2 separate regions of the Homo sapiens genome follow, and region 2 is linked to region 1. Evidence: chromatin contacts called from ENCODE Hi-C or POLR2A ChIA-PET data. All regions are on one chromosome and are shown on one strand. Each heading gives the region's core, a stretch centred on a gene start or an enhancer-like site at or near the end of the contact. The rest is flanking DNA. Distances are from core to core; before and after follow the strand shown.

The links. Hi-C counts contacts between places; a loop is a spot of excess contacts on that map. ChIA-PET counts read pairs that join two places held with the same protein, here RNA polymerase II (POLR2A). Pooled maps may share reads with other maps.
Region 2: a loop to region 1 is called in a pooled map, with 7 times the contacts of the local background. The contact joins two enhancer-like sites. A Hi-C loop is called at or near these places in 1 of 168 maps with a recorded cell type or tissue (natural killer cell) and 3 of 50 pooled maps. POLR2A ChIA-PET finds 5 or more read pairs at or near these places in 4 of 52 experiments (BJ, OCI-LY7, activated T-cell and 1 more).

The regions. Positions count from the first base shown.
Region 1 is chr14:51,937,386-51,941,280 of GRCh38, forward strand. The region is part of intron 2 of GNG2 (G protein subunit gamma 2); the gene reads left to right. Among named protein-coding and RNA genes, the nearest start is that of RTRAF, 50 kb to the right of the region's middle. Within about 2 kb of position 2,631, at least 5 of the 41 ENCODE cell types and tissues checked have a DNase peak (open chromatin) inside an H3K27ac peak, as active enhancers do.
Region 2 is chr14:51,977,941-51,981,381 of GRCh38, forward strand. No RefSeq gene overlaps it. Among named protein-coding and RNA genes, the nearest start is that of RTRAF, 9.9 kb to the right of the region's middle. Within about 2 kb of position 1,316, at least 5 of the 41 ENCODE cell types and tissues checked have a DNase peak (open chromatin) inside an H3K27ac peak, as active enhancers do.

The DNA.
Region 1 (3,895 bases), core at 1,381-3,880:
ATTTATGCAGGGCCCCACAGATGATTATGTATATTAGTTAATATTTCCTTCCCTGCATGATATCAGACACAAAAATGTAAGCACTCCAAGGTGGGAAAAAGCACTTGAAAAATGGTTGCAAAGATTAACTGGGTTGTCTATAGGTGCTAGGGTTGTAGAAGATTTCTGTTTTCTGAATCTCTATGCTTTTCAGTTTTCCGAAAATGGCTATGTATTTCTTTACAAAAGAAATACATAATTTTTTTTTTTTTTTATTATACTCTAAGTTTTAGGGTACATGTGCACATTGTGCAGGTTAGTTACATATGTATACATGTGCCATGCTGGTGCGCTGCACCCACTAATGTGTCATCTAATACATAATTTTAAAAAGTGAATTGGGAAATAATATTTTTTAAAAGTGAATTGGGAAACAAGTGTGTTACCAGCCCTCCTTGTACTAAGCTGATAAAAGGAGACAGGTGCTCTGCTGAGTCTTTCCATATAAGATACAGGCCTGAAGGGGAGAAGGGAGCAGCCAATTATGGAAGCCTCAGGTGCTAGGCTTGCAAGTTTATTCTGTGGCCACAGGAAGCCTTAACGAACAACGAAAAGTGTCTTCCAGAATTAGTGAGGTAACGCACAGGCTCTCACATTCGTTCAGTGGCTGGTTTCTTTAGAAACTTATTGTAACATGTGCATGCACTTCTGGGTCACACACATTAAGCACGCAGTAAATCCTTGTTAATGAATTTTAAACCGCAATTTAGAATAGTCACCATCTCTTTAATAGGTTCTTCATGAAAGTTAGAAATTCCAAAAAAGGATTCACCAACCCTCCCTCAAAAAATTTCCCCCGCTTAGGATTGCTCATGAAGTTCTTGCTTAATAGAGTCACAGTTGGTTGTATCCAGAGATTTTTCCCTTTGCCATTCTTATTTCATGATTCTTTCTTCATGTTCTTTGTTATGAGGAATGGAGATTATGCATGTAATGTTTTAGGTCACAGTGTTTAGTAGTTGCTCAATAAACAGTGGTGGTCATTGTTTTCTGTTCATTCCCACTCCTTGTATAGCACTCCATAATTAACAATGTGCTGTCACAAACATTAGGCATGCATGTACAATCCAATAGTTGTTATCCCCACTTTAAGGCTGAGCAACTGAGGCCCAAAAAGATGAAATCATTTTCTCACTGTAAAACAGCTGGGAGTTTCAGAGCAGACTAGAATCCAGCTCTTCTGTCTCCTGGCACATGTTTTCTCACTATTATACCTAGTGTCATTTGTACCACTAGAAATATCCCCAGATAACACAGTGATGGCAAACAGTGAATTTCACACAAGGGGGTGGAAGAGGTCCAGTTCCTATTTGGGGAACTCAGCATCCTTTGTTCACCAAAGGATTTCTCATGTTATGATTTTGGAAGCCTAAGAGACCATCTAAGCAATGGCAAGGAAGCTCCACCAGGGTAGTCTCCCTGAACTACAGGGGTTGCCTGAGGTTTGAGAGACACTGAGGATTTAGGATGGAAGCAGTGTGAGTGGTTCGTTTTAATAAAGAAATTAATTAACCAATAGATAATTTCCTGCAAGGAGGCAGAAGGCTGCTGCCTTTCAGATCCCCCTTGCCTGCTGTTGCAGAGTATTAGGCATCCATAGGTTAAGAGAGCTATTTTTATGGAAACTAGTTCATTATTTCTCTTTTGTTGGAACCCTACTGGTTCATGGTCTGGGCTTCTGTATTAAAAAAAAAATCCAACATCCACAGTTCAAAGTATTAATCTTTTTTCCGTGGAGTGAACAAAGCCCACCTAGCGTCTAAGAATGCCAGCTCCCATTTATAGATACAAGCTGTTTCCTTATCCAAGTCTCAGATAAAAACTAAAAGCTTACATGTCATTTTAAAGTTGCAACATGGCCTATTCGTTTCATTTTACAAAATTTGTGAAATCCATGACTTTGAAGTCATTTTTCGAGGACTCTGTTTTTTGTCAGGGTTGTTAGAAACAGCTAACCAATGACCCTCTTTCCCAGAGGAAGGCTGCATCTTGTAAAGTTAATGTTTTCAAAACCAGCAGTTTACTGGAAAGCAGAGAGCTGTCATTTCAAATGATGGCTTCTGGCACCTGCGTGAGACAGGGAAGCCATGTTGCGTCTTACTCTCCACCCACACAGCATAGACGGCTCCCATGCTGATTTGAGGGAAGAAATACGTTGTTTTGTCTCTCTCCCACTTGGTAAGTGGCAACTTCCCAGTGAAACCGCATGGAAATAGTCCAGAGTGGATTTTAGGTTGCTCTGTCAATATGTTGCTCCCTTGGGTTATTTTCTTCCTTCTTGACCCCCACAGCAAGTTTGGTTGTTGGGGTTTCCACACTGGTCCTCATTTGCATTTGCTCTCCCTGTGCCATACAGGTCATAAAATTGCTGTTATGTATGTGAAAACGGCCAAATATACCATAGACCCCAGATTAGGATCAGTCTGGTGCCTCTGAAAATGTGAATTGAGAAGAACTGAAAGAAAATCTTTCCCTGGGGAGACTGCAGCCGAAACACCCTTCTGACGAATGTGCTGACCTAATCTAAGCCTCAATTTCCTTCAACAAGGGATGCATCGCTCACTTCCCTTGAGTTGTGAGAATGAAACAAGATAATGCGTTAAAGCCCTTGGCCCAGTTCCTGGCATGTGGCGAGCTCTTGGTCCATAAGCAAATCTTCGTATTAGTGTGAGTTCCTGGTCCTCCATGAAAGAACAAAGCTTTTGGCCTGTAAAATCTAATTTCTGGAAATGAGAAGCACTAAAAAGAAGAGGAGTGGGGACGGAGTGGGGAGGCACTTGGAAGGCTCCTGTTTTGTTTTGTTTTGTTGACAAATTCATTCTTCATCTTAGCCAGCGCCATGGAGTGAGTCCAGCTCTCTGTGTCTGGCCCCGCTGTGAACCCCCTGAGGCTATCCACAGTTGGATATCTTCCTGTTCCTTCCCTGCCCTACCCTCTTCAAATGCAAACTTGGGGGGGCTCAAGATTATTCCATACCCTTTATCTCCAAGCTAGTCCATGCCTGTTGGTATAGACATCTACCCTACACACACCTGCCCGCACCCTCTCTATTCTCATCTCCTTTTTTGTTCTTCATCTCAAACCTCCACACTGCTGCTCAAAAATGAACAAAGGTGAATGAGGAAACCAGGGCATCATGACACCTAAAAGATCTTTGTGACTTCCCAGTTGTTGAAAGACATGATTGGGAAAGAGTGACTGAGTGTGCAAGGTGGATTCCAACCCAGATCCTCCGGGGCTTGTAAGAGTTGAGAGAAAAGCAGTAAGTGTCCCAATAAATCTTTATTGATTTAAAATCTGCTTAGTGACTGAGAAGCCAAAAGAAATTAGTGTTTGCTGATTAGTAGAGATTGAAATGTGCTATTTTAGTATTTTCAGGTCAAAGTGATGAACTGGCAATAGAAAAAGGTGCCTGACAAACAACGACCCTGAAACCTGGCAGGCCGATATTTTGCAATTATTACTTGATTCACAATTCACATTGCAGCCACTATTGATAAGTTCACTAGAGTTCTGTTTGTGAAAGCCCTTTAGAGGAATGGATATTAACAGTATTTTAGTATATATTATCTAATATTAGTATATATACCAATCTAATTAATGTATATAAATATCAATTTTATGTTGTGTGTATATATACATCATTTAGTAGTATATAATATAGCATATGTTAGTATATATAATATCAATTTGATGATGGATTACTTACTTGCTGCAGAATAAATTAGAGTAAGGATCAAAAAAAGTGAGTGGCAAAAATGACCAAACTAAACATGGGTTATGGTATGAGCAATTAACAAAGACATTTATCCAGATGACTAATTGCAAAAGCTCTGACAAATTCTAAATTGGAACA
Region 2 (3,441 bases), core at 66-2,565, 39 kb after region 1:
GCAGTTAGTATTCACACCAGAAAGGGCAGTCATTTTGACCCTTGAGAATCATGTGTTTTTATTAAACCCCTTAACTCAGTCAGAATTTTTAACAGCACTTTGCTTAGTAATAGACATGGTAGGACCTGAAAGAGATGTTTTGGTTCCTTCATCTTTCTTGGTGGATAACTATTTCTAGACGGTCTAGGAAGAAGAATTTATAAAGGTATTCTCTCAGAGAGACATGGGCATTACAGATGGAGTTGAGAAGTTGTGCCGAGGGTTGGCTCAGAGCAGGAACTGGCAAACCACAGCCTATGGGCCAAATTTGGCTGGTTTTTAGATGGCCTATTAGCTAATAATGGTTTTACTGTTTTAATCATGGAAAATTGTTTAAAAATATTTTGTGACATGAAAATTATAGGAAATTCAAATTTCAGTGTCTATAAATTTTCATTAGAATACAGTCACACCCATTAGTTTCATGTTTTCTGTGCCTGCTTTTAAGCTACAAGGTTCATGCCGCAAGACAGCTTTCTAAAACAGATTTGGAAACCAGGGTGATGTTACAATTGGTCAAAGCAAAAATTTAAAAAGAGACATTTAAAGATCAGGAATACTGAAATGAATTTCCAAATGGATGCAAAACTGGCTTCTTTACTGAAGGGCAGACAAGTCAGTTGAGCTTCCACTAGACAGGATTCAGTTGCATGTCTAAAACAAGAATTCTGTTCCATTGCTATCAGTTATCTACAATTTACAGTTACAAAATAGCTCAAAGACAAGGAAAGGCACTGAGTTCCCACAGAATCAGAATGAGATAACTCAGAGCCAAGTGAAATGGCACGTCTGCAGTTCCAGCTACTCAGCCAAATAGTTCTTCTATTTGCAAGATTGTCATAGATACTGTATGGCCTACAAAAGTGAAAATATCTATTATCTGGCCTTCTACAGAAAAAGTTTGCCAATTCTGGCTTAGAGTGACCTTCTGTTTCAGAATAATTTCTCAGAAACACCAGAGTAAGTAGCTCAGAACGACTTCAAGATGGCATGTCCTAAAGGCCACAGGGCTCAGAATTACTGGGGGAAATTCTGTTATTTCAGGAGACTTGGTAAAAAGGCCAAACCCCACTAGAGGCTTGAAATCCTAGCCTGAATACCACTTTGGGAAGGTTCTCCGCTAGGTTTCCCGCAATTGGCACCGCTATCACTCCATGGCTGTTCTGGTTCATGTTCTGTGGAAATCCACTTGCCTTTACCATTCTTTACAATAATTACAGCTAAGTGGTGCCTCCTGTGTGGAATTTGCCATCCCTGACCGGAACAATCTTGCACATCGTTCTTCTTTCTCAAGAGCGCCCTCTGCTGGTCAGTTCTCAGAAGGCGCCACATCATCGCGTCTTTCGTCTGCAGATGCTCTTTGCAGCCAGAAGCCGAAGGTCATTTTGATCTAGAGAAGAAAGCATTTTGGCTATTGTCTCCATGGCTGTTCGAATTTTCATTCGAGTACATAGGCATTACTGCGTCAAGATGTAGAACTTCTTCACTGTAGAAGACGCTGAGAGAACAAAACTCCCTTTGAACGCAAACCTTTGAATGCAAAGTAATAATCCCTTAGGTAAGCAGGAAAGGCCTAGGTAAGCAATGCCCTGCTGCATGCTGGATCCCCAAATTACTTGATAATAAGGCAAAGCTGAGTGCATAGTTTCCACCATAAGGAAGTCTCAATAGGAGGAAAACAGGGTCTTATTTATGAAGACTCTGACGTCTGGTTTAAGGGAGATCTTTTAATGTAGGAGAGGGAGGTTGGATTAGAATTGGGTAAGGATTGTGACATAATAGTTTAGGATTGGTGGACACATCAAGGGAATGTGAATCTAGGAATGTAAACTGTCTGTTGATGACTTGAGACTTTCCAGAAAGTTCTCCCATGAAGCATAAAGATTTGCAACTTGGCTCTTCCAGGGCAAGAGTCTCTGGACTAGTAAAGTTATGGTCTTCAGTGTGATGAAATAGTAAATAGCTGGTTAGGGTTCTCAGCCTCATAAGATGGTGAATGTCATCGAGGAGGCCAATTGTGAATAGGATGTGAGTGTAGCCATTGCCCTGGTGACTTAGTACAAAATGTTGGGCCCGCTCTGGGCTTCCAGCTTTGTTAGGGGTGACTGGAAGTGTGTTTATACCTCTTTCAGTATGTTTGGACATGGCAGCTCTGCAGCTATAAGGTAGTCCACTAGGAAAAGGGATGATCTTTCTAGGCTGCTACGATACTGGTTTGACATGAGCATCTATGTTAGGCTGGAAGGTGCAAAGTGAATGAGAGACAGACCCTTGGGATCCTGCCCCAGCTGGGGAGGAGCTCTGCAGAGGCCCACATTAAAAAGCTACTGAAGGTGCACAGTGGACAGTGCCCAGGCTTGGTTGGATGTGGGGAAAAGTCAGGGAAACCTGCACATGGTTGAAGTCAAAACTGAGATTCAAAGGGTGATGGGAACTCACTAGGCTGGGAAAGGATCAAGGGAAATGCAAGAGAACAAGGGGGTTTATTGTGGAGGGTGAAATATTGACTTTTAGCCATGTTGGCTGTGAGGTAGAGAATGGGGCTAGCCCAAGAAATGCAAAATTGGAGCTTCTCTGAGAGGTGGGGATTGAACAAGTGGGTTTATACTCATGTTTAGGCAGGGAGAAAGAGGAAGGCATGGAAAATCCCTGGAAAAGCTAAAATAACCAAAGGAAAGAGCATAAATCAAGAGTAGAGGTACACACCCCCAAGGGAAAACTGTGATGCTTATGCTGCAGCATCAGTGGCTGATGAAAGCTGGCCAGCTTCAATGTTCCTATGCTTCTCTCTCTAGGGCCAGAGATTGTCAGAGGAGCCAGAAAACTATCTTGGGACATGAGCTTGTCCCAACGTCTCGGGGCCACCTGCCCAGTGGAGAGGGCCATGGACAACACAGAGGAATGTGCTTGAGAAAGGAAGGAAAAGAACTCCCCCACCTCACAGAGTAGGACCGAGGAGGACAGAGAAGGTAATTAGTTTTTGTGGAACAGAGGATTTGGCCTATTTCTTACTCCGAATTTAGTCAACTCAATGCCCGAAAGGTTGGGAAACAGGAGTGGGAAAGAAATTGTTCCAAATGAAGGCTGCCTCTCGGGGGATCCTGCTGTGCAGGCTGCAGAAGCAGGGGTCTGCCTGGGCTGTTGCTAAGGTCTCAGGGGTTGAGCAGAAACAAATGAATGGTCCTGAAGGGAGGAAGGACAGAGCAGTGGCCCAGGAATGGGCCCAAGTTAGGAATTCGTGTGTAGAAGTCAGCACAATGAAACCCACAAAGTTCTCTGCGACAGCTGTTCTCAATCTTGAGCACATCAGAGTCACCTGTAGGGCTTGTTAAAACACAGATTGCTGGCCCAACCCTATGGCTTCAGATTCAGTAAGCCTGGGCTGGGGCTGGAGAATGTGCA